Linked DNA regions of Homo sapiens: region 2 is linked to region 1. Evidence: read pairs that join two places in POLR2A ChIA-PET (ENCODE). Cell type or tissue: PC-9. All regions are shown on one strand. Links, peaks and the distances in the headings refer to the core of each region. The heading gives the core; the rest is flanking DNA. Region 1 overlaps LOC102723568 (a long non-coding RNA gene). Region 2 holds the start of LOC124902661 (a long non-coding RNA gene).

The links. Peaks named below come from ENCODE experiments on the same cell type or tissue, not always from the same donor. Only the 100,000 strongest peaks of a DNase experiment are listed, where the experiment ranks them.
Region 2: POLR2A ChIA-PET joins it to region 1 with 11 read pairs; 1 of 35 experiments calls an interaction of 5 or more read pairs at or near these places.

What each region holds. Positions count from the first base shown.
Region 1 is chr11:34,764,066-34,780,641 of GRCh38, reverse strand. All of the region lies in intron 6 of LOC102723568 (a long non-coding RNA gene), which reads right to left. Among named protein-coding and RNA genes, the nearest start is that of APIP, 140 kb to the left of the region's middle. In PC-9, for the core only: no CTCF peak of the experiment used is centred there; a DNase peak (open chromatin) is centred at 6,641.
Region 2 is chr11:35,887,747-35,904,322 of GRCh38, reverse strand. LOC124902661 (a long non-coding RNA gene) reads right to left here and starts at 13,247. Exons shown (of 2, transcript XR_007062655.1): 1 at 13,214-13,247; 2 at 11,357-12,447. In PC-9, for the core only: no CTCF peak of the experiment used is centred there; a DNase peak (open chromatin) is centred at 10,012.

The sequences.
Region 1 (16,576 bases), core at 4,800-8,799:
AGGCAATTTTAAAGAAGAAGAGGAAAGATGGAAGATGTACTCTATCAAATATTAAGACCTGTTATAGATAGATTGATATTAGTACAAGGATAGACAAAGAGGCCAAGGGAAGACAATAGAGAATTTAGAATTAGACCCCCAGTTAATTTCCCAAATATGACAAATGTTATACTACAGTACAGAAAGAGAAAAGATAGGGTTTTCAAAAAATTCTGCTGGGTCTATTAGAAGACCAGATACATGGATAAAAATGAATCTTGAACTCCTCTCCTCAAACCGTAGACAAACATTAGTTCCAGATAAATTTTCAGATGTAGGACTTGAGCTACATTTTAGATCAAATGGACCTAACAGACATGCACATTCTTCTCAAGCACCCACAGAACATTCTCCAGAATAGATCATATGTTTGGCCACAAAACAAGTCTTAACAAATCTAAGAAGATGGAAATTATGTCCAATATCTTTTCCAACCATAATAGTATGAAATTAAAAATTAGCAATGAAAGGAATTTTAGAAAATTCAGAAATATGTGAAAATTTAATAGCATGATCCCCAAAAACCAATGGGTCAAAGAAGAAATTAAAAGGAAAATATAAAAATATCTCAAGACAAATGAAAGTGGAAACACAATATAGTAAAATTTATGAGATGCAGCTAAAGCAGTTCTAAAAGGGAAATTTACAGCAATAAATGCCTATATAAACACAATAATAATCTCAAGTAAACAATCTAATGTTAGACCTGTAGGAACTAGGAAAAGAAAAAAACAAACTAAGCCAAAGACAGTAAAAGAAATGAAATAATAAAGATGATGGCAAAAATAAATAAAATAGACTAGAAAAACAATAGAAAAGATCAACAAAATTAAGAGTTGGTTTTCCAAAAAGATAAACAAAATTAACAAACCTTTAGTTAAACTAAGAAAAAAAGAGAAGACTCAAATAAATAAATAAATGAAAGGGGAGACATTACAACTGATACCTCAGAAATACAAGGAGTCATGAGACCACTGTGAGCAATTATATCCCAAAAAATGGAATAACTTAGAAGAAATGAATAAATTCCTCAACACAAGCAACCTACAAAGACTAAATGATGAAGAAACAGAAAATCTGAAAGAAAAAAACAACCCACTAACAAACAAGGAGATTGACTGAATAATAAAAAGTTCCCCAACAAAGAAAAGCCCAGGACCTGAGGGCTTCACTGCCAAATTCTACCACACATTTAAAGAACTAATATTAATTCTCGAACTTTTTCAAAAACTGAAGTAAAGGAAATACTTCCAAACTCATCTTATGAGGCTAGTATTACCCTGTTACCAAGGCCAGACAAGGACACTACAAGAAAAGACAGGCTAATATCCCTGATGAACATGGATGCAAAAATACTCAACAAAATGCTAACGCACTGAATTCAGCAGCACATTAAAAGGATAATTCACCACCATCATCAAGTGGGACTTATTCCTGAGATTCAAAGATGGTTCAACACATGCAAATCCATAAATGTAATACACTGCTTCAACAGAATGAAAAACAAAATCCAAATGATAATTTCAATAGATGCGTAAAAAATATTTGATAAAATTCTGCATCCTTTCTTGATAAAAACTCTCAAAATTAGGTGTAGAAGGAATGTGCCAGATAAAATAAAGGCCATATATAACAAACATGTAGATATTATACTCAATGGCAAAACGTTGAAAGCTTTTCCTCTAAGATTAGGAACAAAACAAGCATGCCTACTCTCACTATTTATAGTCAACATAGTTCTGGAAGTCCTAGCCAGAGTATTTAGGCAAGAGAAAGAAATAGAAGGATCCAAATCAGAAAGGAAGTTTTCTCTTTTTGCAGATGATATAATCTTATATACATAAAACCCTAAAGACTCCATCAAAAAACTGTATACTAACAAACAAATTCAGTAAAGTTGCAATATACAAAATCAGCACATGAATATCAGTATCTTTTTTTTTTTTTTTGAGACGCAGTCTTGCTCTGTCACCCAGGCTAGAATGCAGGGGCATGATCTTGGCTCACGGCAACCTCCGCCTCCTGGGTTCAAGTGATTCTCCCGCCTCAGCCTCCCGAGTAGCTGGGATTACAGGTGCCCACCACCACAGCCGGCTGATTTTTGTATTTTTAGTAGAGATGGGGTTTCACCATCTTGGCCAGGCTAGTCTTGAACTCCTGACCTCGTGATCCATCTGCCTCGGTCTCTCAAAGTGCTGGGATTAGAGGCGTGAGCCACCACGCCCGGCCAAATCAGTATTATTTCTATACACTAACAATGAACTATCTGAAAAAGAAATCAAGAAAATAATTCTATTTATTGTACCTACAAAAAAAATACAATGCTTAGGAATAAATTTAATGAAGGAGGTAAAAACCAGTATGCTAAAAACAAAGAAATATGATAAAAGAAATTGAAGAAGACACAAATAAATAGAAATATATTCCATGTTCATGGTTTGGAAGAATTAACATTGTTAAAAATCTCCACACTACCCAAAGCAATCTACAGATCCAATGCAATCCCTATAAAATTTCTAATGACATTTTTTCACAGAAATAGAAAAAAAATCCTAAAATTCATCTAGAACCACAAAAGACCCCAAATAGCCAAAGCAATCTTAAACAAAAAGAACATTGAAGGCATCACATTAACTCATTTCAAAATCTACTGCAAAGCTACAGTAATCAAAGCAGCATAGTACTGGCATAAAAATAGATATGTAGAACAGTGGAACTGAACAGAGAGCCTCAGAATAGATCCATGTGTTTACAATCAATTGATTTTTCCACAAAGATGTCAAGAACACACAATAGGGAAAATACAGTCTTTCCAAAAAATGGTGCTAGAAAAACTGGAGATCCACAAGCAGAAGAATGAAATTAGACCCTATCTCATACCATATGCAAACATTAAATCAAAATGGATTGAGCATTTAAATGTAAGAACTGAAACTATAAAACTACTAGAAGAAAACAGGGGAAAATTTCCTAGACATGGGTCTAGGCAATGGGATTTTATAGTTTTGACCCTCAAAACACAGGCACCAAAAGCAAAAATTGACAAATGGAATTACATCAAACTAAAAAGCTTCTGCACAGTAAAGGAACAATCAACAGACTAAAGAGACAACCCAAGGAACAGAAAAATACACAGATGATCCCAACTTAACAATAGTTCAACTTTATGATGGTGCAAAAGCAATATGCATTCAGCAGAAAGTGTATTTCAGTACAGTATTCAATAAATTGCATGAGATATCAGACACTTTATCATAAAATGGACCGTGTGTTAGATGCTTTTGCTCAACAGTAGGCTAACATAAGTGTTGTGAGCATGTTTAAAATAGGCTAGGCGAAGCTATGATGTTTGGTAGGCTAGGTGTATTAAATGCATTTTTGATTTGACAATATTTTCAACTTACAACAGGTTTATTGGCATGTAACCTCACTGTAAGTCAACAAGCATCTGTATATGCAAACCATGCATCTGATAAGGGATTAATATCCAAAATATATAAGAAACTCAATGCAAGAAAATAAGTAACCCAATTTAAAAATGGACCTATGACCTGGATAAATGTTTCTCAAAAGCAGATATACAAGTAGCCAACAGATATATGAAAAAATGGCTAACATCACTAATCATCAGGGAAAAGCAAATTAAAACCACAATGAGATAACACCTCATGCCTGTTAGAATAGCTATTATAAAAATGACTAAGGATAGCAAGTGTACATGAGGATGTAGAGAAAAGGCAACACTTAAACATTGTTGGTGGGAATGTAATTTACTACAGTCATTATGGAAAACAGTATGGAGGTTTCTCAGAAAATTAAAAATAGAACTAGCCTATGATCCAGCTATACCACTACTGGATATATATCCAAAGGAAAGAAAACCAGTATGTCAAAGAGATATTTGCACTCCCATGTTTATGGCAGCACTAGTCACAATAGCTAAGATATGGAATAAACCTAAGTGTCCATCAACAGATGAATGGAGAAAGAAAAGGTGGCATATACACACAATGGAATATTATTCAGCCATAAAAAGGAAGAAATCTTGTTATTTACAGCAACATTGAGGAACTGGAGGTCATTATGTTAAGTAAAATAAGCCAGGCACAGAAAGACAAATACCACACGATATCACTTATATAGAGAATCTTAAAAAGTTGAACTCACAGAAATAGAGTAAAATGGTAGTTACCATAGGTGGAGATGGCGAGATTTAGGAGATGTTGGTCAAAAGACAAAAAATTTCAGCTAGACAAGAAGAATAACTTTAAGAGTTCTGTTGTATAACAAGGTGACAACAGTTTTTATTTGTCAAATAAAAATGCTAATTTGTCAATTAAATAAAATTTTTAAATGTTTACATCTAAATGTGAAAAGGTAAAACAATAAAGCTTTTGGAAGAAATCGGATGATAATATCTTCATGACTTTCAGGTAAGCAAAGATTTCTTAAACTTGATACAAAATCAGCTAATTACAAAAGAAATAATTTATAAATTAACATGTTAAAATTAATAAAGTAGTTAAACTACTTCAGAAAACTGTTGAGCCATATCTATAAAGTGATCATAAGTATAACATATGACCCATCACTTCCATTCCTAGGTGTACATCCAAAAAAAAATATGTTTTTATGTGCATCAAAAGATATGTACAAGAATAGTCTTTGTAATACTATTCATTATAGCCCCAAACCAGAAACAACCCAAATGTCAATCAATAGTAAAATGGATAAATGCATTTTGGCATATCCACATAGAATTCCATATGAAATTAAAAAGAAAGCCCAATATGAGTGGATCTCACCACATAAATTTGAGTGAAAGAAGAATGAAAATTGTCAGATTCTAAATGGAGTCACTCAAGTCAAACCTGGCAAAATGGAGCCAGGGAAGGCCATCAAGGGAAGGTTCTCATGCATGATTTGCCTAGCAACAACAACTATCACAAGAAATTTTTTCCATACTGCAGCGACTATGTGAGTTGTGCAAGGACAGCTAGCAGCACAAGGACAGCTAGCCACGTACACAGAAACACTTGCCTGACAAATTGTTTCACAAGCCCAATCCAAAACTGCCAAAGGTCTAACTGCAACTCCAAGATTACAAGTCCTACCTAGCAACTATTGGCATTCGCCGATCAGAACTCAGCTCTCACAGGGCACTGCCAGTGCAATGAAGTGTCTTTTAAAACAACAGGTAAATCTCCTCTTTCCCCAACAAAATCCTAACCTTTTTTGTTGTTGTTGTTGTTCTCTGGACATACCAGAGGCCACCCTGCTCCATATATACATCCCGGATTACAGTGCTACTTCTCGTAGCTTATTCCCAAACAAAACCTTTCCTATTTAGAGATTCATCTCTCTATGTTTTTTATGTTGACTGAAGCCAGACACACAAAAAAGTACATCGTATATAACTCCAATAATAAAACGTTCAAAAAGGTGCAAAAAAATTGTTTTAGAAGTCAAGATACTGGTGGGAGAGATTGTATTTGGAGGGGAACCTTAAAGAGAAGTTCTGAGTGCTAGTAATATTGTTTCTTGATCTGGGTTACATGAGACTGTTCACTTTGTGTGACTTCATTGATCTATGCAGCTGATTTGTGTACTTTTTCGTATGTATGAATGTTAAAATCCAGCAAATGGTTTTAAAAAAAGCCAAGAACTTGCAAGTCAAAAGCTTTTGTTTTCATAACCATCTTCTCTAAAGTAAGCCTAGTTTCGAAGGTTAAAGCTGAACATTGACTCTCAGGGCTTCATCTTTCCCAGATTTTGATCTTAGATAAGTCACTTAAACTTCCTATGCCTCAGTTTTCTCATCAGTAAAATGGAGATAATAATAGCACTCATCTCATAAGATTGCTGGGAATATTAAATAATAGGTATAAAGTGATTGGAACCATGCCAGGCACTTAGGAAAGACTCAATAAAAATAACTTGATGTTGTTTCTGCTATTTTTTCCCAATTCTCTTCAGGCAATGGATGATTCTTGCTTGAGGAAGTAGAAATAAGAAATCACAATATGCATGTTCTGAAATATCATCTTGCTACATCTATAGAAGCTGAGACTTGGTTTTTACAAAGTCCTCTTGCCACATGTGCTTTGGACATAATGCAAATGGAAAAAAAATAGAAAACGGAAAGCTTGTGCCCTGAGGGAAACTCCCCTAATCAATGGAACCCCAAATTAGAATGAAGTGTACTTTCCAATGATCTCTTCTATAGAAACCATGGCAATAAGTAGGTCACTCAAAATGAAAAAAATTTCTTGGTCTTAGTGAAAATGCTTCAGTGAGGCAGTATTTTTGCAGAGTATTTCAGACCCCTGATTTCTAACCCTTTCTCTGCTCTTTTTGGAATTCTAATCCTTAAAAGCTAGCCCTGTTCTTGTGTTTTCTTGGATACTTACCAAGTTAATCTTCCAACATTGAAGAGTATTATGAATGTTAAGCTGCATGAAAAGGAATAATAATTTTGTCCTACCTGTAAGACTTAGGGTCACTGCTGGCTTTATAAATTCGTGTGGTTTTTCTTGGCAGCTACCTAATAGTTTTTCTAGCCACCATGACTTTAACCCCACATTACAGCATCATTGAGCTATTTATTCAGTTTAGTTCAGTTGGCTGAGGAACTGTGCCAGAAACTGCTATTAGGAAGCTAATTTTATTTACCCCAAAGCAACCAAAGGATTCTCAAAATGGTTTTCACTGCATTTTTTTTATTCTTAAAAAAATCTCACTTTTGCTTCTCTTGTTGAAGTGAGATAAGGAAACAAATTTCCAAAGAGGTTAAGTCACTCCATAATAGTAGGTGATGAGGACAGAACTGGAATTCACCATAATCCTCACCATCTCTGAGACGTTAAGATTTGAATTTAAGTTTAAAAAAATAGTGAGGTAAATGAAGAGTTGAGAGTCCATTTCAGGTGAAACTCAGAGTAAAAGTGATTTTGTGATTCTGCAATATATCATGTACAGGTGAGGGAATGTGAATTCCTTTTGGATTAGCATAGAATAGATGCAGCCTGGATAAGTCTGGGGACCATCACTGCCAGACATGGGAAAAAGTTATCCCTAAGGTGCTTTAAACACAAACACTAAGTCCTTTAATTTTTATCCAGCTTCAAAAGCTAAAGCAGGTTAATAAGGATTGTTAAGCTCCAGGGGTGAGATTGGAGTTGAGATTCCATAGACTTGGCAATAAGAAGTTGTTTTTAATGGTAATTTGTGGAACATGCCCAAGAGACTCTGGGCTGCTAGCGCCAATAGGCACAAGGGTTGGGGATATAAACAGATTTTTCTCACCAGCATTAGGCATTAATGTTATGCCAGTTATGGTGACTCAGTTCCCTACATTCAAGCAACTTATTTTCTTCCTCCTGAAGACTTTTCTTTCCTGTAATTTTATTCATCCCCAATTCTTCACTATTAAAAAGTGTGCAAGAGGTTCTTTTGATGTTTGTTTCACTCCAATCAACACATATTTCTTTCAAGTATCAGAGTGAATAGACTTCCCAAAACATGAGGAGAAATGAAACTGATCTTTGGAGTCTTTAGGAACTACCACTACTCCTTGTCCATAGATGGGTCACAGTGAGGAATGTTGACCCCAGTTTGCCTGCCAGACATTGTTCTGTGCAATAGGGGAAAATTGCTAACCTAAATTCACATAGGAAGCCAATATGTATCCCAGAACATGAATTCTAAGGCAAATAGAACTGGATTTATTACAAAATGTGCAACTTTCAGAAAGCAACTGAACATCTTACAGCCTCAGTTTTCTCTTCTGTAAAATGGATATGATAATATTTGCTTCATAGGGTTACTATTAGGAATACATAAGATCATGGATATAAGGTAGTAAGTGAGTACTGTCACTTTGTAAGCACCAGTTTAACATAGCTACTACAATATAATTATTAATTCTTTTTGAGGTGGTTGTGTGGCAAATTAATAGAAATTGTTTCATTTTACAGGGGTGAAGTGGACTGTGTTAGAGAAGAATCATTTCTGTCAATAAACCAATTTAGCCCCAGATCAGGAGAGAGAGCTCATGTCTCCAGGTTCCTCATCTTTTACCTTGGAATGGAGCCAAAACCTGGAAGGAACTTTATTCTGCCACTAATGATAGCTCCAACCCAGGTTCCTGAGGGCCCAACTTAACTGCTTTTCATCTCTGAAACCAGATCACAGTCCCCATTTTCATTTTCTAATTACCCAGTGGGCCAATTTCTACTGTTATTTCTCCTGGGGGTTGGCAAAATCTGGTTTTAAACAGTTATTCTGGGGCGGCAGGAACACCGCAGCTCTGCTCCCGACAGTACCCCACCCTAGCTGACACATATGTACCCTGCCATGCTGCCACAGCTGCTGGCACACACAAGCAAACACGGACCCCACTGCCACTGGCCCAGTGAAGCACTTTGGCCAGCACCACTCATGAGAGTGCAGTGGCCGCAGACTGGGAACACTTTGGCCTCTCAAGCACAGCAGGTTTTTAACCAGAGACCAAAGCTGGGGGCCCAGTACTGGCCCCAGAGTTAGAACATACAGCCCAGGAGTGCTGAGCTGAGCCTTGGCCCCCTAAAATCTTCCAGAAATGAAGTCAGTTGACTGAAGCCATCTTATACTACAATTAAACCCTCAAGAGCATCAAAAAAGATAAAAGCCAAAAATTCATCCAAAGGACAGCAACTTCAGGGAATATCAGCTCACAAAGATGAGAAATAACCAGTACGAGAACTCTGGCAACTCAAAAAGCTAGAGTGTCTTCTTCTTTTTTCTTTCTTTCTTTTTTTTTTTTTTTTTTTCCTGAGATGGAGTGTTGCTCTGTCACCCAGGCTGGAGTGCAGTGGCACGATCTTGGCTCACTGCAACCTCCACCTCCCAGGTTCAAGCAATTCTCCTGCCTCAGCCTCCCAAGTAGCTGGGACTACAGGTGCCTGCCACCATACCTGGCTAATTTTTTGTATTTTTAGTAGAGATGGCATTTCACCGTGTTAGCCAGGATGGTCTCGATCTCCTGACCTCATGATCCGCCTGCCTCGGCCTCCCAAAGTGCTAGGATTACAGGCGTAAGACACCTTGCCCAGCCGCCAGTGTCTCTTCTTATCTCTAAACAACCACACTAGTTTCCCAGCAATGATTCTTAACCAGGCTTAAATTGCTGAAATGACAGAAATAGAAGTCACAATATGGGTAGGAATTAAGATCATTGAGATTCAGGAGACAGTCAAAACTCAATCCAAGGAATCTAAGAAATACAATAAAAGAATACAGGAAATGAAAGATAAAATGGCCATTTTAAGAAAAAACTGATCTGATAGAGCTGAACAACTCACTTTATGAATTTCATAATGTAATTGCAAGTATTAACAGCAGAATGATCAAGCTGAGGAAAGAATCTCAGGGCTCAAAGACTGGTTCTCCAAAATAACTCAGTCAGACAAAAAATGAAGGAAAAAAAGAATAAAAAATGAAACAAATCTCTGAGAAATATAGGATTACGTAAAGAGACCAAATCTATAGCTCATTGGCATCCCTGAAAGTGAGGGAGAGAAAACTAACAATTTGGAAAACAAGTTTGAGAATATCATCCATGAAAATTTCCCCAACCTCACTAGAGAGGCCAACATTTAAATTCAGGAAATGCAGAGAACCCCTGCAAGACACTATACAAGATGACCATCCCCAAGACACATAGTCATCAGATTCTCCAAGATCAAAAAGAAGAAAAAATGTTAAAGGCAACTACAGAAGGGACAGGTTACCTACAAAGGGAACCCTATAAGGCTAACAGCAGACCTTTCAGTAGAAACCCTATAAGCCTGAAGAGATTAGGGGACTATATTCACCATTCTTAAAGTAAAGAGATTTGAATCAAGAATTTCATATCCCACCAAACTAAGGAAATGCTGGGCCTCCACCACCCTGTCTCTCAAGCAAGATCAGCTGGAAACCGGGGGAACTTTTCCCTTCAGCAAAGATGTAACCAAAAGGATCCCAGAAGCCCGAGTGAACACCTTGGATACCTACAGACCTCACCACCAGTTTCCCTGCATTCCTCACAAGCACTAAGCCCAGCTGAGGGGGATGCCTGGAGGCCACATATCTCTGTTTCCCCTGGAGAAGGAGCTGACACTGTCCCCTTTCCCTTATGGCCCATATGGCTACTGTGCTTCTCCATCTTAGAGCTGGAAGTAAGGCTGAAGTGTGTCTTGCTCTGCGGGTGATTAACCATGGCTCTCCTTCACCCCCAGGCTAAGCCACCACCAAACCACCCAGCCTGGTGGCTGACATTCTCCAGCTAGCTGCAAGCAGCTGTTACATCATTCCTCATAAGGCCAAGCAAATGTCCAGCCACTCCACCTACCCCTTTGCCTGCCCTTTCAGTCTGGAGCTGAAGTGGTACCCTGCCTCCTGAGAAACAAGTACCTTGGTCACTCAAAGCAGTCATGCCTTCCTGATACCTAAGTTGAAGTAATGCCCTGCATCCCAGGAAATGGTGCCTGGGCTGTCCAGGCTTAAGCTGAAGCAGTACACTGCGCTTTGGGGAATCAGTGTCCTGGCTGAGCTGAGCAGTTGTGCATTCCAGGACTGAGCTGATGTAGTACCCCCACATAACAGGAGAACAGAGCAGTGGCTGAGATGAGACAACTGCCCTACAGGTCAAACAACTTTAGTATACAGATGCCCTGGAGCTGGACCAGCCTTCTAGAGTCTGAGCTGCTGAGACGTCCCTCTTCCTGGGAAGTGGAGTCACCTCTGTGCTGTTCCCTGCTCCCCAGGGCCTGAACAATAGCTGTACTCCACCATTCTAGGGTACTTGCTAGTACTGCATATGGTCCCACAGAGTCTGGGATGTGGCCAAACCCCAATATCCCAGGGTCTAGAGTCACTACTATATGGTGCTACATCCTTTAGGACCCAAGTTGCCACTGAGCTCTATTGGCTCAGGTTCTCAAAGTAGTCATACACTGATACCCAACTCCAAAACCTCCAGAGGACGCCTTCCTTCCCAGAGTCAGGCCAGTGTTGTGCTCTGCCCTCTAAAGGTCGAAGGACATTTATAAACCAGCCCCCTAGACTCAAGCTGCTGGGGGGAGGGGGGTGGGCAGGAAAAGGGGTGGTACTCTGAATCACAGATCTTAGCTCAGTGGGCAACCTACATCCAAATCTGCCACAGAGAGCAAACCTGCACCTCAAGATCCAGGTGCCACAATGGGTTCATGGGACCCTGAGCCTAGGACCCTGGCCCCACAGCAACTGCAAGCACCTGCACCTGGAACCCAGTACTATTGAGGCTGTCTGTAGACCATGTCAGACCTGACACCAATAGGGATCTCCTTGGCTAAGTCTCTCCATTGTGGGGAAAAAGAGAATAATAAGAGAAAACCAAAAGCCCTTGACACCAAGGACATTAACAACCTATGCTGCTGCTGCTACTACTACTGACACAGACTTTTACAACCTAGGCCACTGAAGTGTCCACAGTTATGGCTGACATTGCACATAGCTGAAGAAGCTACACAAAGACCATATCACTGTATTCATCTGGAAACAAAGTCATCACACCTTTCCCAACCAGCATACTACAACACATCTGCAAGTGGAATTGTTTCTCTATAAAAGACTATAAAGTTTAGAAGTGGTGATTGTTCCACCAGATGCACAGACATCAACATTGGAACACAAGAAACACAAAAAACAAGGAAATATGACACTACCATAGGAAGATAATAGCTATGTACCAGACCTCAATAGAAGGAAAATCAACAAACTGACAGAAAAGGAATTCAAACGCATGATCTCAAGGAAGATAAATGAGATAAGGGGAAAAAAAAAACCAGACAATTTAATGAAATAAGTAAAACAATTCATGACATGAACAATAAATTCAACAAAGAGATATAAATTATAAAAAAAGAACCAAACAGAAGTTCTGTGGCTGAGGAACTGAACGAATAAAATAAAATACAATGGAGAGCTTAAATAACAGACTTGATCAAGCAGAAGAATCTCTGAACTTGAAGATAGGTCATTTAAAATTTACCAGTCAGAGAAAAAGAAAAAAGAATGAAAAAGAGTGAAGAATGCCTCCAAGCCATGTGGAACACGACTAAATGAACAAATTTTTATAACATTTATGTCCCAGCAGAAGAAGAGAATGGAAAAGGCTTAGAAAACTATTTAATAAAATAATAGCTGAAAACTTCCTAAAGTCTGGAAAGATTTATGAACATCCAGATCCAAGAAAACTCAAAGGTTCCCAAATAAGATCAATCCAAAAAGTCCTCTTTGAGACACAGTATAATCAAATTGTCAAAAATCAAAGACAAATAGAGAATTCTAAAAATAGCAAAAGAAGAGCATCAATTCACATATAAGGGAATCTCCATTAGATTATGAGCCTATTTGTCTGCAAAAAAACTTACAGACAAGGAGAGAATTACACGACACATTCAAAGTACTGGAAGAAGTAACTTGTCAACCAAAAACTATACCCAGCAAAGCTGTCCTTGAGAATTGAAGGAGAAAGAGTCTTTCCTAGACATGCAAAAACTGAAGGAATTCATCAACACTCGACCTGCTGTAAAAGAAATGCTCTAGAGAATCCTACATCTGGAAGTGAAAAGATATAATCACTATGATGAAAACATGCAAAAGTATAAAACTCTACAGAGCAAATACACAAAGGAGAAAGAGAAAAGAAGCAAAACATATCACAACAGAAAAAGACCAAATTACAGCAGTAAACAATGAGTGCAGGAAAGAACAAAGGAATACAAATAACCAGCAAACCACTAACAAAATGACAGGAATAAGTCCTCAATTATCAATAATAATCTTGAATGTATTAATATTAATAAAAGGATTAAAGCATGCACTAAAATATATATAGAATGCCTGAATGGATAAAATATATAACCCAACTATATACTGCCTACAAGAAACTCACTTCATCTGTGAACACACAAATAGACAGAAAGTGGAAGGATAGAAAAGGATATTCCATGCAAACAGAAACCAAAAATGAGCAGAAGTAGCTGTACTTATATCAGATAAATCAGACTTTAAGTAAAAAATTGTAAAAACAAAGACACTCATTATATAATCATAAAATGATCAATTCAACAAGAGGATATAGCAATAGTAAGTATATATTTACCCTATACCAATGTACCAAGATACATAAGGCAAATATTATTAGATCTAAGGAGAGAGAGCCCAAGACAATATTAGTTGGAAACTTCAATATCCCACTTGCAGCTTTAGACAGGTTATTTAGACAGAAAATGAATAAGGAAACATAGAATTTAAACTATAGTTTAGACCAAATGAACCTAACAGAGATTTACAGGACATTTTATCCAAACGCTATAGAATACACATTTTTTTCATCAGCACATGGCGCATTCTCTAAGAGAGATCACATCTTAGACCACAAAACAAGTCCCAACAATTTTTTTAAAATTGAAATTGTATCAAATATTTTTGTCTGACCACAATAGAATAAAGCTAGAAATCATTAACAAGAGGAATTTTTGAAATTATATAAACACATGGAAATTCAACAGCATGCTCCTGAACAATCAATGGGTCAAGAAAGAAATTTTAAAAGAAATTTTAAAATTTATTGAAATAAATGAAAATAGAAACACAACATACCCAAACCTATGGGATACAGCAAAACAGTATTAAGAGAAATTTTATAACAATAAATGCCTACATTTAAAAAGTAGAAAGATTTTAAATAAGCCAACTAATAATGCATCTCAAGGACTAGAGAAGTAAGAACAAACCAAATCCAAATTTAGCAAAAGGAAAGAAATAATATCAGAGCAGAAAGAAATGAGATTGAGACTAAAAAATTACAAAAGATCAACTAAACAAAACATTGGTATTTTGAGAAGATAAACACAATCCAACAAACATTAGCTTAACAGAAGAAAAAAGAGAAAATATCCGAATAAATAAAATCAAAAATGAAAAAGACATTACAGCTGATATCATAGAAATACAAAGGATCACTGGAGACTGTAATGAATAACTATACACCAACAAATTAGAAAACTTAGCAGAAATGGAACATTCCTGCACACTCACAACCTACCAAGATTGGACCAGAAAGAAATATAAAACAGAATAGAACAATTACAAGTAATAAGATTAAATCTGTAACAAAAAAGTATTCCATCAAAGAAAAGCCCAGTGCTTCATGACTTTACTCTTGAATTCTACAAACATTTAAAGAACTAATGTCAATTCTTCTCAAACTCTTTCAGAAAATTGAAGAGGAGGAAATTCTCTGAAACTTTTTTATGAGGGCAGCATTAGCCTAATATCAAAAGCAGACAAGATCACAACAAAAAAAGAAAACTAGAGACCAAAATATCTGATGAACTTAAATGCAAAAATCCTCAACAAGATATTAGCAAACCAAATTCACCTGCATATTAAAAAGATCATTTACCATGATCAAATGAGATTTATATCACAGATGCAAGCATGGTCCAACATACACAAATCAACAAACATGATACGTCACATCAACAGAATGAAGGACAAAAAACATGATAATCTCAACAGATGCAGAAAAAGCATTTGACAATATTCAACATCCCTTTATGATAAAAACTCTCAACAAGTTAAGTATAGAACAAACATAACTCAGCACAAGAAAGGCCATATATGACAAGCCCACAGACAACATCATACTTAATAGAGAAAAGTTGAAAGCTTTCCCTCTGAGATCTGGAACCAAGACAAGGATGCCAACTCTCATTACTTTTATTCAGCATAGTACTGAAAGTCCTAGCTAGAGCAATTAGGCAAAAGAAAGAAATAAAGGGCATCCGAATTGGAAAAGATGAAGTCAAATTGTCCCTGTTTACAGATGACATGATCTTAAATACAGAAAACCCTAAAAGTTCCATGAAAAACTCTTAGAACTAATAAATGATCAGTAAAGTTACAGAATACAGAATCAACATATAAAAATCAGTAGTGTTTCTATACACCAACAACAAAGTAGAGAAAAAAGCAATCAATAAAGCAATCCCATTTACAATAGCAACAGAAAAATAAAATACCTGGAAATAAATTTAACTAAGTTGGTGAAAGATCTATACAAGGAAAACTATAAAACACTATGAAAGAAATGAAAGAGGATACAATAAAACGGGAAACATTCTATGTTCATAGATAGAAGTAGTATTGTGAAAATGACCAGACTAACAAAAGCAATGTCTACATACTCAATGTAATTTCTATCAAAATACCAATGAAATTCTTCATAGAAATTTTTAAAAATTCTAAAATTCACATGGAACCACAAAAGACCCCAGTCAAAGCAATCCTAGGTAAAAAGAACAAAGCTGAAGACATTACACTATCAGACTTCAAAATAAACTACAAAGCTATAGTAATCAAAACAGCATGATACTAGCATAAAAAGTACACATAGACCAATGAAATAGAATAGAGAACAGAAATAAATCAATATATTTATAGCTAACTAATTTTTGACAAAAGTTCCAAGAACATTCATTGGAGAAGCAACAATCTCTTCAATTAATGCTGCTGGGAAAACTGAATATCTATATTTAGAAAAATGAGAGCCAAGATGGCCGAATAGGAACAGCTCCGGTCTACAGCTCCCAGCGTGAGTGATGCAAAAGACAGGTGATTTCTGCATTTCCATCTGAGGTACCGGGTTCATCTCACTAGGGAGTGCCAGACAGTGGGTGCAGGACAGTGGGTGCAGCACACCATGCGTGAGCCGAAGCAGGGCGAGGCATTGCCTCACTCGGGAAGTGCAAGGGGTCAGGGAGTTCCCTTTCCTAGTCAAAGAAAGGGGTGACAGACGGCACCTGGAAAATTGAGTCACTCCCACCCTAATACTGCGCTTTTCTGACGGGCTTAAAAAACGGCGCACCAGGAGATTATATCCCGCACATGGCTCGGAGGGTCCTATGCCCACGGAGTCTCACTGATTGCTAGCACAGCAGTCTGAGATCAAACTGCAAGGCAGCAATGAGGCTGGGGGAGGGGCGCCCACCATTGCCCAGGCTTGCTTAGGTAAACAAAGCAGCAGGGAAGCTCGAACTGGGTGGAGCCCACCACAGCTCAAGGAGGCCTGCCTGCCTCTGTAGGCTTCACCTCTGGGGGCAGGGCACAGACAAACAAAAAGACAGCAGTAACCTCTGCAGACTTAAATGTCCCCGTCTGACAGCTTTGAAGAGAGCAGTGGTTCTCCCAGCACACAGCTGGAGATCTGAGAATGGGCAGACTGCCTCCTCAAGTGGGTCCCTGACCCCTGACCCCTGAGCAACCTAACTGGGAGGCACCCCCCAGTAGAGGCAGACTGACACCTCACACGGCCGGGTACTCCCCTGAGACAAAACTTCCAGAGGAGCAATCAGACAGCAGCATTCACGGTTCACAAAAATCCACTGTTCTGCAGCCACCGCTGCTGGTACCCAGGCAAACAGCATCTGGAGTGGACCTCTAGCAAATTCCAACAGACCTGCAGCTG
Region 2 (16,576 bases), core at 7,574-11,573, 1.1 Mb before region 1:
TTTTGTAGACTATCCCTCAATTTGGGACTCTCTAATGTTTTCTCATAATTAGCAAAACTATTCCAATAATTAGTAACTATAAACATGGCGTATCTAAGAAATTTTGGTTTACTTTGTCTTTTTTTAAGTCAGGTTTTTGAGTATGATTTATATTCACATAGAGTACAATTCACCCTTGTTAGTGTATAGTTCTGAATTTTGACAAATATTTCCAGTCATGTAATAACTATCACAATTGAAAAATAGAACAGTCCCATTAACCCCCTAAAATTCCCTCATGCCCCCTACTCTTTTTTTTTTTTTTTTTTTTTTTTGAGACAGAGTCTTGCTCTGTCGCCCAGGCTGGAGTGCAGTGGTGCGATCTCAGCTCACTGCAAGCCCCACCTCCCGGGATCACGCTGTTATCCTGCGTCAGCCTCCCCAGTAGCTGGGACTACAGGCGCCCACCCACCACACCCAGATAATTTTTTGTATTTTTAGTAGAGACGGGGTTTCACCATCTTAGCCAGGATGGTCTCAATCTCCTGACCTCATGATCCACCCGCCTCGGCCTCCAAAAGTGCTGGGATTACAGGCGTGAGCCACTGTGCCCGGCCCCCTCATGCCCCTTTTTAGTCAACCTCTTCCCCTACTCCAGCCCATGGCAACCACCTATCTCAGGGGTCTACAACCCCCAGGTCATGGTATCAGTTTGTGGCCTGTTATCACCTGGCTGCACAGCAGGAGGTGAGTGGCAGGTGAGTGAGCATTACCACCTAAGCTCTGCCTCCTGTCAGATCAGCAGTGGCATTAGATTCTCATAGGAGCACAAACCCTATTGTGAACTGCACATACAGGGGATCTAGGTTGTGTGCTCCTTATGAGAATCTAATGCCTGATGACCTGAGGTGGAACAGTTTTATCTTGAAACAATCCCCCTTACCCCACCCCGTGGAAAAGTTGTCTCCCATGAAACCAGTTCTGGGTGCCAAGAAGGTTGAAGACTGCTGACCTGTTTTTAATCCCTATAGTTTTGTTTTTTCCAGAATTGACATATAGAGTCATACAGAATAGAGCCTTTTGAGTCTGGCTTATTTCACTTAGAATAATGCATTTGAGACACTTTATTTGGTTGTATCAGTAGTCTGTTCTTTTTCATTTCTTAGTAGTATTCCATTGAATGGATGTACCACAATTTGGTTATTTTTTTGTTCATTTCAATGATTTTACTCTGGTTATGTTACTATTAGACAAAGCTGGGTAAAGAATATATAGGCACTAACTGGTTTATCTATTCACCAGTTGGTGGACATTGAGCTGTTTCCAGTTTTTGGTAAAGCTTTGACTTGTATACAAATAAAGCCATTATAAAATTTGTATAGAAGTCTTTGTGTGGATGCAAGCTTTCATTTATCTTGGGTAAATACGTGGCGATGGAATTGCTGGATCATATGGTAAATGTTCATATATAAGTAATTGCCAAACTGTTTTTCAAAGTGGCTGTACTATTTTGCATTCTCATTCTCAACATATGGGAGTTCTAGTTGCTCCATATCCTTGACAGCACTTGATATTGTCAGTTTTTCTCATGATTAGATTGGGGTTATGCTTTTTTTTTTTTTTTTCAAGAATAACATGGATGTTTTGCTTTTCTCAGTGCATCATATCAGAAAGTATAGGATGCTGATATTGTTACTGGTCGGGTTAACTTTGATTAAGGTGATATGTGCCAGAATTCACAGTAAATTTACTATTTTTTCCTTTATAACTAATAAGTATCCTGTAGGGACATACTTTAGGACCATACAACTATCCTGTTTCTCATTCTACCTTTACCTACTAATTTTGGCATCCTGCAATGATTTGTGCTCCCAGTAATTATTACTCTGGTGTTGCCTATGATGATTTTCTATAATTCCCTTTGCACTTATTAATTGGAATTCTGCGTAAGGAAGTAGTGTCCTTTTGCCCCCATTTATTTATTCAATTATACCGATATGGACTCAAGGATATTAATTTTATTTTATGGGTTACAATTCATTTCTTTCTTATTTATTTTGTTTTTCAAATGGTCCCAGGATTAACCATTGGGAGCTCTTTCAGGTTGATTCCTATCAATATCACCTCGTTTTCTGGTTGTAAACTTACTTTCGGGTCCCACGATATGCTCCAGGCTCATCTTCTGTTTTCCCTGTCCGTGCTCTGGAGTCAACCATTTTTCCAAGGATTTATTGTTCCTTTTATTGTAAGATGATATTTATAAATCAAGATCTTGGTGCTAGCTTTGCACATTGTTACTGAGGTTTCAGTGCTTCTAGTCCCTCTCAACAGAAAGAGCTAGGAAGTATATCATATATGTACAGCACAAACATACATATAGCTATGTTTATTTTTATATCTATGCATTCTGTGGGAGTGCATATTAAAAGCCATGAATTCATACCGATGGTATAGGTTATAATCTAACACCACAGAGTTTCTTTGACCTTCATTTCCCTCATTTTTATCTTCTTTCTCTGATAGTGAACAACCTGTCATTATCTACAATGTATTTATTTGCTCAAACCTAGTATAGACATCAAATGCTTTCAGAATTGCTAACCTTTATAAGAAGCAAATGTACTTAACCTTTAACCTCATAGCTTTATAAGAAGGAAATGTACTTAACTATAGTACAATATTTCTATATGGTTCTTTTTGTCTTTAGCTTTACAATATATAACCAGAGTTCTATTTTCCAAAGTGACTTAGTTTTTTTCTACCTACCACCTTCAATGTGGCTCTGTTAGTCCAGAAGTTCTTAGTTTTGATAGTCATAGTTATCCATCCACCAGGAATTGATTTTTTAAAATTACAAACCATAAATACACAACTGGGTACGTTTTCACATATTAAACATCCTTGTGTAACCAGCACTTCAGAAGCTCCCTCTTACTTACTTCCAACCACAAACCCACTCCTTATGGCAACTATCATCCAAATTCTAATGCAATAGTATATGTTTCCATGCTTTATATAAATAGAATAATGTATTGTATGTTTTGGTGTGTGTATCTGCCTTCTTTCGATCAATATTATGTTTGTTACATTCATGTTATTACATGTAATTATAGTTTATTGTCATTGCTGTTTAGTAGTCCATTGCATCAATACACAAAAATTTACTTATCATTTCAACATTGATGAGAATTTGAGTGGCTTCCAGTATGAACATGTAAGCTAGTATGACACTATATTCTTAAACATGTCTTTTGGGGAATGTATGTATGTATTTTTGGGGGGTATCCTGGGAATAAAATTGTCTGCATTATAGGGTATGCATATGTTCAACTTTCATAGACCGTTCAAATAGTTTGCAGTGCTATAAGCAACATACAGGAGTTCCAGGTTGTCCCACATCTCAGCCGACACTTAGTATTGTCTACCTTTTAAATTTTACCCATTTTTGTAGATGTGACATCATATTGTAGTTAGCATTTCTCTGATGTCTAATTAAGCTAATCATTTTTTCCATATAGTTATTGGCCATTAGGCTAGCTTCTTTGTAAAGCCCATTATTTTGCTCATTTTTCTATTTTTCTTTTTCTTTCTTTTTTTATTTTTTGAGAGCTTTATCACCCAGGCTGGAGTGCAGTGGCACGATCTCACCTCACTGCAGCCCCCACCTCCTGGGTTCAACCGATTCTCCTGCCTCAGCCTCCCAGTTAGCTGTGACTACAGGCACTCACCACCGTACCCGGTTATTTTTTTGTATTTTTAGTAGAGATGGGGTTTCACCATGTTGACCAGGCTGGTCTTAAACTCCTGACCTCAAGTGATGCACCCACCTGAGCCTCTCAACGTGCTGGGATTACAGGCATTAGCCACCATGCCCAGCTCCATTTTTCTATTTTTCTATTGAGTCACTGGATTGTATGTTTGTTTTCTTACTGAATGGTGGAAGTTATTTATGCATGCTGAATATGAGTCCCTTTTTTGGAATTATGTGTTGCAGATATTTTGTCCCACTCTTTGAATTGCCTTTTCACTCTTTTAATTATGCCTTTAAATGAAAAAAAGTTTTTGATTCTAATATAGTCCAATTTATAAAGGTTTCCATCATGTTTATCAATTTTAATTCCTTTAAAAAAATTAACTACTTCAAGATCACAAAGATATTCTCCTGTTTTTAACTTTTAGAAGACATATTTTGTTTTACCTTTCAAGTTACGTTGCATTCCTCTAGAACTGTCTTTTTTTAATTTAAGAAAATAGTTTATTATTTAAAATATCTTAGAAAAATCATGTAAAATCATCAATTTTATGACAAAATTAATTTTTTTTTTTTGAGATAGAGTCTCGCTCTGTCGCCCAGGCTGGAGTGCAGTGGCACGATCTCGGCTCACTGCAAGCTCCGCATCCCAGGTTCACGCCGTTCTTCTGCCTCAGCCTCCTGAGTAGCTGGGACTACAGGTGCGCGCTACCACTCCCGGCTACTTTATTTTTGTATTTTTAGTAGAAACGGGGTTTCACAGTGTTAGCCATGATGGTCTCAATCTCCTGATCTCGTGATCCACCCGCTTCAGCCTCCTGAAGTGCTGGGATTACAAGCATGAGCCACCGTGCTCGGCCAACAAAATTTAAAATTTTTTAAATTGACAGATAACATTTTAGCTGTTGTATTGTGTACAACATGATTAGAATTGCTTTTTATGTATGACGTAAGGGTAGGGATCAAGATTTTATTTTTTTTCCCTTAAGATTTATTATTGCTCCTGAGCAAGTTATTAAAAAAAAAACTTGTTTTCCATCTTATCGTAAGTTAAATGATCACGTATGTGTGTATCAGTTTCTGGTCTCTAGTTCTATGTCTCTGGTCTATTTTTATACTCTTGTAATAATTCCACATTTGTAAATCTTGCATTGTAATAAGCATTGTACCTGATAGTGTCAGTCCTACAGCTCTGTTCTTGAATATTATTTTGTCTGTGCTTAATCCTTTACATTTCCATATGCATTTTAGAATCAGCTTGTTAACACCAGCCAAATGCATATTCTCATACAAAGCTGCTGGGTTTTTACTTTAGCTTGCATTGAATCCATATGTCATTTTGGGGGCATTGTCATCTTTACAATATTGTGTTTTCCAATCCATGAAGATGGTATATCCATCTATTTATTTAGGTTTTCTGTAACTTTTTTTCTTAGTAGTGGATATTTTCTAGTTATCTTTTTGTTATTGATTTCTAGTTTAACTGCACTGTAGTCTAACAACATATTCTGTATGCTTTCAATTATTCTGAATATTCTGAGATTTGCTTTGTCCATTCATATTGTCAAGTTTTGGTAAATGTTCTGTGTTCATTTGAATGACATTTATATTCCTCATTTGTTGGGTGCGATGTTCTACATAAGCAGTTTGTTAATTATGCTGTTCAAATATTCTCTATCCTTACTGATTTTTGTCTACTTCTTCTATTATTTCCTGAGAAATAGATTTATCTATTTTCCCCTTTTCTTATGCTAATTTTGCTTTATATTTTGAGGCTATGTATTACATGTTGGAAAATACAGGCCAGGTGCAGTGGCTCATGCATGTAATCGCAGCACTTTGGGAAGTTGAGGCAGGCAGATTGCTTGAGCCCAAGGTTCAAGACCAGCCTGGGCAACATGTGAAACCCCATCTCTACAAAAATTACTAAAATTAGCCAGGCATGGTGGCGTGCACCTGTAGTCCCAGTTTCTTGGGAGACTGAGGTGGGATAATTGCTTGAGCCCAGGAGGCTGAGGCTGCAGTGAGCTGTGTTCATGCCACTGCATTCCAGCCTCAGCAACAGAGCAAGACCTTGTTTCAGTAACAAAAAAAAGAAAAAGAAAAAAGAAAGAAAAAAATTTAGATGTGTTATACCTTTTTAGTGGATTAATCCGTTTCTCATTGTAAGATGTCCTTCTTTATCTTTAGTAATGCTTATTACATTAAAGTTTACTTTTTCTGAACAGATGTGGTGGCTCACATCTGTAATCCCAGCACTTTGGGAGGCCAAGGCAAGAGGATAGCTTGAGGCCAGGAGTTTGAAACCAGCCTAGGCAATATAGTGAGATCTCATATCTACAAAAAATAAAAATTAGCCAGGCATGGTGGCATGCATCTGTAGTCCCAGCTACTTGGGAGGCTGGGGTTGCGGGGATGGCTTGAGCCCAGGAGGTCCAGGTTGTAGTAAGTCACAATCTTGCCACTGCACTTTAGCCTGTGCAACATAGTGAGACCTCATCTCAAAAAAAAAAAAAAGTTTACTTTTTCTGATACGTGACTATATATTATCCTTATTTTTCCTAATGCTTATATGGCATATTTTTGCCAATTATTTATAGCCAGGCTTTCTATGCCCTTATATTTAAGATATGTTTCTTATAAGTAGCAAATAGTTGAGGATTTTTTAAAAATCCAATTAGACAATTTTTACATTTTAATTGTAGCACAGTCAATGTACATTCATGGAAATACTGAAATAATAACTTAGTTGGGTTTAAATCTATTGTATGATTTATCTTTTCTTTGTTCTATATTCCTTTTCCTCTCCTTTGTTGTCTTCTTTTGAATTGGTCAAGTTTTTTTTTTATCATTCCATATCCCCCTTCTATTGGCCTTTTAGGTATATATTCTTTTATCTCCTTTTTAAGTGATCACCTTAGAATTTATACCATGCATTCCTGATTTATAATAGTTTAGTATTAATTAGTACTTTTACTACTTCCTGGACAATGGAAGAACCTTAGAATACATTAACTCCACTTATCTCCCTCCGCCCGGGTGGGTTTTGGTAGGTAGTTATGAAGATAAACTAGTAGTCTGCTAGCTGAGAAGACATTGTAGGTACTTAAAACAGCAAGTCTGTGTGTAATGATCTCCTTTGCCCTCTCCAACACATTCTCTCCTGTTTCTGTGAGGCTGACCACTTGGATAACTGCATCACCAAGGTGGCTTTGTCCTCTCCCTTTCTGTTTTGTAGCTAGCGGGAGGGACTGGCAAGAGACTGCAAGATTAGAGCAGTTGGAATACTTATTCTCTCCTTCCCATCATCCCTGCCAGCCTGCCATGGTTCTGACTGCAGCTGCATCCTCCTACAGCTCCAACCTCACACAACCCCTTTCCCAAGATCTGACTCCTGCAAGAGTCTGGTCTGGAAGAAGCTGCAATAATATTCCACATCCACTAGCTGTCCAGTACACATATAATAAAACCCACATCCTCATTGTGATCTACAAGACGTTAGTTGATTTGGCCTCTGTCTGCTAATCGGACCTCGGCTGTACTTTCTCACTCATTTACTGCTTCTTTGTCAAATAGTCCTTTTTTACCCTGTTCAGAAAACATATCAAGTTCCCTCCAGTCTCTGGGCTTTTGCAATTGCTCTTTCCCTTCTTGGGCACATTTTCCTTCTCATCATCCAAGTTTCAGCTCAACAATCACATTCTTAGCGAAGGCTTTAATAGTAACTGTTTCTAAAGGGGCTTCCTTTTTCTGTTTCTCACGTATTACTGGAAGTTTGCCCCCTGTAGGACTTATTGCTGTCTGGAGAATTTTCTTTATTTATTTGTTGACTTCTGTATTATCTGCTTGCCTCCTCTACAATGTAGACAGAGGGAAACTTTGTCTGTCATATTCACCAGAGTATCTTTAGCACCTAGAAGAAACATAATAGATGCTTGATCAATATTTCTCGAATGAATGAATGAACTTATCTTTCTGTCTGGCTCCCAAACATCCCCCCCTCCTCATATATACATTCAATCCTTTATCACCCTGTATTAGGCCAATTCTTGCATTGCTATAAAGAAATACCCGAGACTGGGTAATTTATAAAGAAAAGAGGTTTAATTGGCTCATGATTCTGCAGGCTGTACAGGAAGCATAGTGGCATCTGCTTCTGGGGAGGCCTCAGGAAGCTTCCAATCATGACAGAAGGTGAAGGGGGTGCAGGTATGTCATATGGCGAAAGCAGAAGCAAGAGGCGGGGAGGTGCCACATACTTTTAAACAACCAGATCTTGCAAGAACCCCCTAACTATCACAAGCACAGCATCAAGGGATGGTGCCAAACCATTCATGAGAAATCCACTCCCATGACCAATCACCTTCCCCTAAGCCCAACCTCCAACACTAGGGAGTACAACTCAACATGAGATTTGGGTGGGGACACATATCCAAATGGTATCACATCCCCCATTTCTCACTCACCAACAAATGGGGACTTTTCCAGCAAAGACCATTAGGCTAATGACAACAAATGACTTACTTGGGGAAAGCTTCCTGTAGGAAGTGGCATCTGATGTGGTCTTCAAAGAGAGGCAGGGAACTTCTACATAGAGAATCATCCAGCAATGAATTCAAGTCTAAGAATACCAAAAACCAAACTGAACCAAAACAGAAAACAAAATTCTAGACCAAAATGTTTATTTTATTTTATATTTTGAGATAGAGTCTCACCCTGTTGCCCAGGCTGGCATGCAGTGGCACAATCTCAGCTCACTGCAACCTCTGCCTCCCAGGTTCAAGAAATTATCCTGCCTCAGCCTCGAGAGTAGCTAGGACTACAGGCACGTGCCACCATGTCTGGCTAATTTTTTTGTATCTTTAGTAGAGATGGAGTTTCGCCATGTTGGCCAGGCTGGTCTTGAATTCCTGGCCTCACATGATCCGCCCACCTTGCCCTTCCAAAGTGTTGGGATTACAGGCATGAGCCACCGCACCCAGCCCCAAAATATTTTTTTAAATGAAAACATTTAGATTTTGTTAGTTTTCTAGTGCTATATAACAACTTACCACACACTTCACAGCTTAATGGGGGCCAAAATTCTGTCTACCACAGACACAAACACGGAAAAACAAAACTGGCTTCTGGAAGGGACTGAAGAACCCTAAAGACAAGTCTAGTCTCCCAAGGATAAAAAAGCAACTACCATTTTGATTTTGGAGATAAGCCCTACCTTCTCTCTTTTTAGATGTTCATCAGCTTTTCAATGGAATCTGAAATTTAAAAATTTGTTATAAATTCTTATGAAGACATAATCTGAAATTTTACGTTAAACTGGTTAAAGGTAACCAGGATCTAATAATTTGTCAAAGAGGATGAATATGGGATGCTTTTCTTGAATGCCTGAAACTCTTCTTAATCCAGAGCTTCTCTAAGTGTGGCCAGATGGTGGCTTGGAAATACCCATTCAGCGAGGCATGGTGGTTCACGCCTGTAATCCCAGAACTTTGGGAGTCCGAGGCGAGCAGATCATGAGGTCAGATCGAGACCATCCTGGCTAACACGGTGAAACCCCGTCTCTACTAAAAATACAAGAAAAAATTAACTGGGCGTGGTGGTGGGCACCTGTAGTCCCAGCTACTCGGGAGGCTGAGGCAGGAGAACAGCGTCAACCTGGGAGGCAGAGCTTGCAGTGAGCTGAGATTGTGCCACTGCACTCCAGCCTGGGTGACAGAGCAAGACTCTGTCAAAAAAAAAAAAAAAAAAAAAAAAAGCCCATTCATAGGGGCACCCAATGAATAAGAATTACTGGAATGAAACTGGAGTCTGTGTTTCTAACACACACTCCAGGTGATCTTTAAGCCCCCAAAATTTGACTCCCACAGCTCTCTTCTTTCCCCTGTATTACAGCAAAATGCAATCATCCCAAGTACCCAAAAGAGGTCTCAGACCATTGCCTTAGAGAAATGCAAGGAGAGCTAACAATTTCTAGCTCATGAGGATGGCCTGCTGACTTCCATGTTAAGTCAAGGGGTACCTCAAACTCTGGAGATGAGGACAGGAGAGTGGAGAGGCGAGGGAGTTAACATGGACAAGTGAGTGCGTGTTATGTGCAGGGAAGCAGGTTTTCTACTCACAGATAACACAGGTATGTGGATGGATACACAGTATGAATTTCTCCTAGGCTAGCCCGTCTGACTTCATAGATGGGGCTCTTCCCTTCTCCTGACAGTCAGGAGAGTTTTTTCTGTCCATCTCCTCTGAACTCTTGCCTCATCCCGGGAAGCAGAGCCAAGCCCTGAGGCAGCTTCGACCGCAGGAATGTCACAGGCACAGGTGTTTCTGGATTTACTGAACTCTTGCCTTGAAGCCAAAACAGCTGGGCTTACTGCAGCCCATTTATCCTGCTCCTTTTCTGCCCACTTTTCTCACTCATCTCTGACCCAAGGCTTGTGGTAAAGCACATCAGCATAGACTTGGGTGCAGGTAACAGCTGCCTGGAGGTGCCTGGGCATGTGTAAATTCAGGGCTGTCACCTCATTCCTCATTTAGGCAGCTGGCCAGCACCCGAGGGATTTTTCTGGATCTGCCAAGCACACATCTGAAGCTGAGAGCAGAGAGAGGGTAGGGGAGCAGGGAGGCAGCTGGGTGTTGAGGAAAGAAGGCTTTGAAAGCAACAGACCTAGACTTTGAACCCACACCTGCCACGTCCCGTATGACAATGGGCAAGTCACTTACCCTTCAAGGGCCTCATTTTTTATCGTTAAAATAGGCCTTTGACCTATTTCTTGCAGGTTTGTGTTGTGGATTAAGAAAAATGCTATGAAAGTGTTTGTTAAAATGATTGTCACATAGTAAGCCTTCTTTTTTGTTAGGGTCTTTTCTCCAATATTAAAAGCTTGCTTTGGCAAGTTACTTCTCCTCAGTGCCTCAGTTTCTTCATTTGTAAAGCAGGGACAATCATAGTATCTCACGGGGTAGTTGTGAGGCTTAAACGAGTTAATATATGCAAAGCTCTTTAGAACAGTGCCAACACATTGAAAGTTTTCAAGATGCATGAATTTTTAATTATATGCCTACTTACATTCACAACTCCTTTGGGGTCATAGGGGATGTTATGGAGAAGGCTGGAAACCTGAGAATCCAAGATAGGCCCAGTCTCTTTACAGCTGGAAAAGCAACTACCTGTCTTGATTCAGGCTGCTATAACAAAGTGCCATTGTGTTAGTCCATTTTGCATTCCTATAGAGGAATACCTGAGACTGGGTAATTTATAAAGGAAAGAGGCTTATTTGGCTCACGATTCTGCAGGCTATACAAGCATGGCACCCACATCTGCTTGGCTCCTGGTAAGGCCTCAGAAAGCTTACAATCATGATGAAAGGCAAAGGGGGAGCAGGCGTATCACATGGCGAGAGAGAGAGAGGAGGTCCCCATCTCTCTCTTGTTTTTTTTTTTTTTTTAAACAACCAGAAAGATCGCATGTGAACTTATTATTGTGGGGAGGGCATCAAGATATTCATGAGGGATCCACGCCCATGACTCAAATACCTCCCACTGGACCCACCTTCCACATTGGAGGTCACATTTCAGCATGAGATTTGGAAGGGACAAACATGCAAACTATATCAGCTGTAAACTGGGTGGTTTATAAACAACAAAAATTTATTTCTTGTGGTTCCAGAGGCTGCAAGTCCAAGCTCTGGGCTCCAGTATGGTCAGTTCTAGTGAGGGTCTTCTTCCTGGTTGCAGAGTGTCCACTTCTCCTTGTATCTCCACATGGCAGAAAGAGGGAGGGCAAGAAAGTTCTCTGGGGTTCCCTTTACAAGGTCACTCATCCCATTCATGAGGGTTCCACCCTTATGACCTAATTACCTTCCAAAGGACCCACCTCCAAATACCATCACATTGCAAATTCGATTTTAACTTATGAGTTTTAGGGGGACACTAATAGTCCATCCCACTACCCTTCTGATTTTTCAGACAAGTTCCCCTTTTTTGTCTGGAATGGAGAGAGGCTTTTCTTGCAGAGAAGGCCCAGCTAACTCCCTTCTTTTACGACATAAGTTCCAGTGTGCAGACAAATTATATTAATTATCTACTGCTACATAATAGATTACCCCAAAACATAGTGGTTGAAACCAAACTTTTATTATCTGTGGATTTCTGTGGGTCAGGAGTCTGGGAACACTTCAGTTGAATGGCTGACTCAGGCTCTCTCATGTGGTTGCAACTAAGGTTTTGGCTGGAGCTGCAGTCCTCTCTGAAGGCTTGGTGGGGTAAGGGAGCTGTTCCTGAGATGGTCACTCATTTGTCATTTGGCAGGAGATTTCGGTTCCTAACCATGGGCATTGCTTCTTAGGCTATTGGAATGTCCTTACAAAATGGAAGCTGGCTTCCTACAGAGCAAGATGGAAGAGGGACGGAGATGGAAGCTGCATTATCTTTGTCTTTTATGATGTAGCCTCAAAATTAACACATCATTTCTGCAATTTCTACTCATTGGAAGCTAGTCATTAGGACCAGCCCACATTCAAGAGGAAGCATTGTCAAAGAATTTGAGGTCATATTTAAAACGTCCTTATATTTAAAATACCAATAACGATAGATATCAAATACATGGCAGATTAGGGAAGGAGGTTGATTTCCAAATAAGCCAGGGTCTTTGTTCTCTGTCCTTTGAATTCAGAGTGTCTTCGTTCAATGTCCTTTTTTCTCTGTCCAGTTGACCCTTCCTGGAAAGAGATTTGAAATTTCCAGTTTCCAACAATGTTGAAAACAGGCCCGGAAATGGAAGGAAGAGAAAATCGTTATGGCTCATACCACAAGCTCTTATTGAATGCCTTCATTATGCTGCATCCTACTTGGGCATTAGAAGTAAAGCGAAGAGTAACACAAATCTCTGTTCTTGGGGTACCTGCTGTCTAGTGGAAAGAGTAATAAAGAGAACATAAGAATAAAATAGGATAAGGTGGTCTTTACCTCACCCCCTATTTTCCATGTATATCCTTTTCTTTCCCAGAAATTATCACGAATAGGATTTTATCAGGTATTTGTTTGTTTTACTTATTTATTAGTGTTTCTTCCCACTGTATTCCTAGGACCTAGCCCAGTGGCTGCTATATGGGAACACTCAGTAAATACTTGTGAATGAATAACTGTGATGAGGTAAGCACAGTGAACTATGGCAGCAAGCAGGAGGGATGCCCAACTCAGCCTTGAAGGAGGCTTTCCTGGAGGAAGCACTCCTGTGTTGAGATTTGAGGTGAGAATTGGAGTTAGCAGGGTGGAGCAAGGGCATGTTGTTCCCACCCTCCAGGTACAGCATTCCAAACTGAAAGAGAGTCCAGTGCATCCAAGGGGCTGCAAAGACTTCCATATGCTGGAGGAGAGAAGCAGGGGTTGGCGGAGGGTGGGGTTAGGAGAGTGGAGGGAGGATTGCAGAGGGAGGAGTGAAAGATAAGGGAAAGATACAGCAGGATCAGGTTATTAAGAACTTACCAGCAGGGCACAGTGGCTCATCCCTGTAATCCCAGCACACTGGGAGGCTGAGGCAGAAGGAATACTTGAGCCCAGGATTTCAAGACCAGCCTGGGCACCATAGCCAGACACCATCTCTAAAAAAATAAAATAAAAAATTAGCCAGGCATTGTGAGACGGGAAGATTGCTTGAGCTCAGGAGTCAAGGCTGCCATGAGCTGTATTTGTGCCATTGTATTCCAGCCGGGTGACATAGTGAGACCCTGTTTCAAAACAAAAAACAAACAAAAACTTGTGAGAAAATCTGAGGAATAGAAATTTCATCATAAAAACAATGGGGAACTATTGAAGGTAATGAAGTAAGGCAGGGGTCCCCAACCCCAGGGCCATGGACCGGTACTGGTACAGCAGGAGGTGAGTGGCAGGGGAGTGAGCATTATTGCCTGAGCTCCACCTACTAATGCTGTGGCTGATCTGACAGATTCTTATAGGAGCGTCAACCCTATTGCAAACTGCGCATTTGAGGGATCTAGGTTGTGTGCTCTCTATGAGAATCTAATGTCTGATGATTTGTGGTGGAACAGTTTCATCCCAAAACCATCCCCCCACCATTCGTGGAAAAACTGGCTTCCATGAAACCGGTCCCTGGTGCCAAAAAGATTGGGGGCGACTGAAGTAGGGGAATGACAAGGCCAGGTACCAAAGTCTTTGAAGTTCTAGCAAGGATGTGAAGGGCCACCCCAGGTTCTCCTCTAAGGTTTGAGAATGGGGGTTATATATGCCCCAAGAGCTAGAATCCAGAAGGTAACACTGCAGAAGGTATTTCTGGACAATCTTTCTGTAGGGTGCACAGCCTCCCAGACCCATCTCGTGGTGAGGGGCAAGTGTCCTACCATGGGGGCAGGTGCATGGTGCATCAGATGCCTCAGGCCATGAGGTCAGGTCTCACTAGGCCCCCACCCAGAGGCCCTCACAGCATTCAGAAAGTAAGCCCTGGCTCTTCCATGCTCCCTGGCTGCCTTTCAAAAGCAGAGTTGCTCCTCGAACCTAATTATTTTACTAGAGCTTAGAGACTATGAGTTGGAAAACACATTTTTTCTACAACATAAGAAAATGTGCTGCTTCCTAGGCACCCTCCTCCCCACTGGACTTATTTGTGGAATGTGCAGAATAATAGAAAAGCAGTTTTCTCTTAGAGGCATATGGAAAATGGTTTGTTTGCTTAGAAGAAAATCATAACTTGCTGTCTTTTTTCCCCCAGAGGAAAATTAAAACTCTCACACATTTAATCTTTTCAATCCTTTGTTCGTCTTGTACTTTTGAATCAAAACGTAGGCATGGGGAAAGTTAGTGCTTGTTGATGAAGAGGAAATCTTAGTTGAAGGGTTAGATCTACTGGCCGAACTATAGGGATTCTGAACTCAAATTACCCATCAAGTGTCTCCAAGGCAAGAATGTGGTCATTGGGCCACAAAGCCAAATGACACGTCTTTCACAGGAGAGAAGATGGTGTTGAATATATATGGCGTGTTTAGCTTGCAGGGTGATTGGAGTCGGGAGACAGGCAGTAGATAAGGATAAAGTGTGAAAAATTCAAACAATCTCCAAAGCAAGCTTGAAATAATCCTTCCTTTGGAGACCTGGTCTTCCCAGTCAAGATGCAAACAAAAGAAAATGGCCTGTCTTTATTTGGTTCACTGGTCCAGAAAATGTGCCCTGGGAAGATAAGGCCGAGCTGGGTGTTTGAGGTGAATACAAGGAGCCAAGAGGCCTTGTTGGGGATTTCTTTCACCCAAGAACTTCCTAAACCTGGAGCGTTCTCCTTGAAGAGGACACTGGAGCTGGCTGCTGCTGCTTTCTTTAAACAGACTCAGAAGTTCTTTTCTTGGTAACACGAGAAACTATATGCAGGGCTTCAAGGACACATTCTGAATGATGATTTATGCTAAGTTGTTTAGCCTCTCCTCCCCGCCAATAATTCTTCCAGAGAGCATTTAGCTGATTTGGAAAAAGTATATCAAATCCCCCAGAGAACAGGGTGTATCTTAACAGTGGATGAATGTAATTCTGGTCATTATCTAAATGCTCAAAGCTTTACAAACTGAGTAACCCAAATGCACAGAAAACTGCTTGTCAGCTTCTGAAGAGGGGAGAAAGTTTGTTACTCCTGAGGGGAAGCTGAGAGTGGATGGGGAAAATGGAGATTGATTCTCTGGACAGGCCATTTGAATAGCCTTGTGGGTATTTCCAGAAGTGAACTAAATTCATCACACCTTCCTCCTTAAAAAAACACCTTACTAAGCAACTAATATTTGCCAAGAGTTTTGCTCAGTGCTTGTAAAGGTTTACCAAAACCTGGCCAGTAAATCTTGAGCAAAGGAAACACATGTGCTAAGCTCCACATTCAATTTAGCTTTCTGCCAGGGACACTTTCTAAGTGGCAGCACAAGGAATTAAATCCCACAAGACAGCACTAGTTTCACTGGGTGGAGTCAGCAGAGTTCAGACTTCAGGCTGTGGAAGTGGCTGGAATTTCTTTTTTCTTTTTTTGAGATGGAGTCTCACTCTGTCACCCAGGCTGGAGTGCAGTGGCGTGATCTCGGCTCACTGCAACCTCTGACTCCCTGGTTCAAGCGATTCTCCTGCCTCAGCCTCCTGAGTAGCTGGGATTACAGGCGCCCGCCACCATGCCCAGCTAATTTTTGTATTTTTTAGTAGATATGGGGTTTCAACATGTTGGCTAGGATGGTCTTGATCTCCTGACATTGTGATCTGCCCGCCTCGGCCTCCCAAAGGGCTGGGATTACAGGTGTGAGCCACCATGCCCAGCCAGTGGCTGGAATTTCAATAGAAGGATATCAAAGAAGAAAGAGCCAAACAGGGAAGATGCCCTAGAAATCTGCCTATGGGTCCCCTTCAGTCTTTGGTCAAATACAAAGCTGCACATGTGCAACAGGACCCTGCATAGCCTAGCAGAGGGTACCTACTGAGGGTCTGTGCGCTGGCTGGAGATTCTTGAGGTTACACAGCAATGACAGACATTGGATTTCTGGCCAATCATAGTTCAGCTCTATCACTGAACACTCTGGGCATTCAGTTGAGATCCCAGAAAGGCCAATCCTTAGAAACAGGACTGCTCTAGCCCTAGCCTATGGGCTATTCCTGGCCTACTTTAACAAAGCTTAGAAACAAGCCTCAGCAGGATCAAGCTAAACCACAAATAAATTAAATGCTTGCCTTAGCAATACTCAACACCCTAAAGGAAAACAACATAATCCAAACTCAACATTGTAGCATTCATAAGGCCCAGCATTCAATAAAAAAATTACTAGACATACAAAGTGGTAAGAAAACGTGACCCACAACCCAGCGAATAAAGTCAGT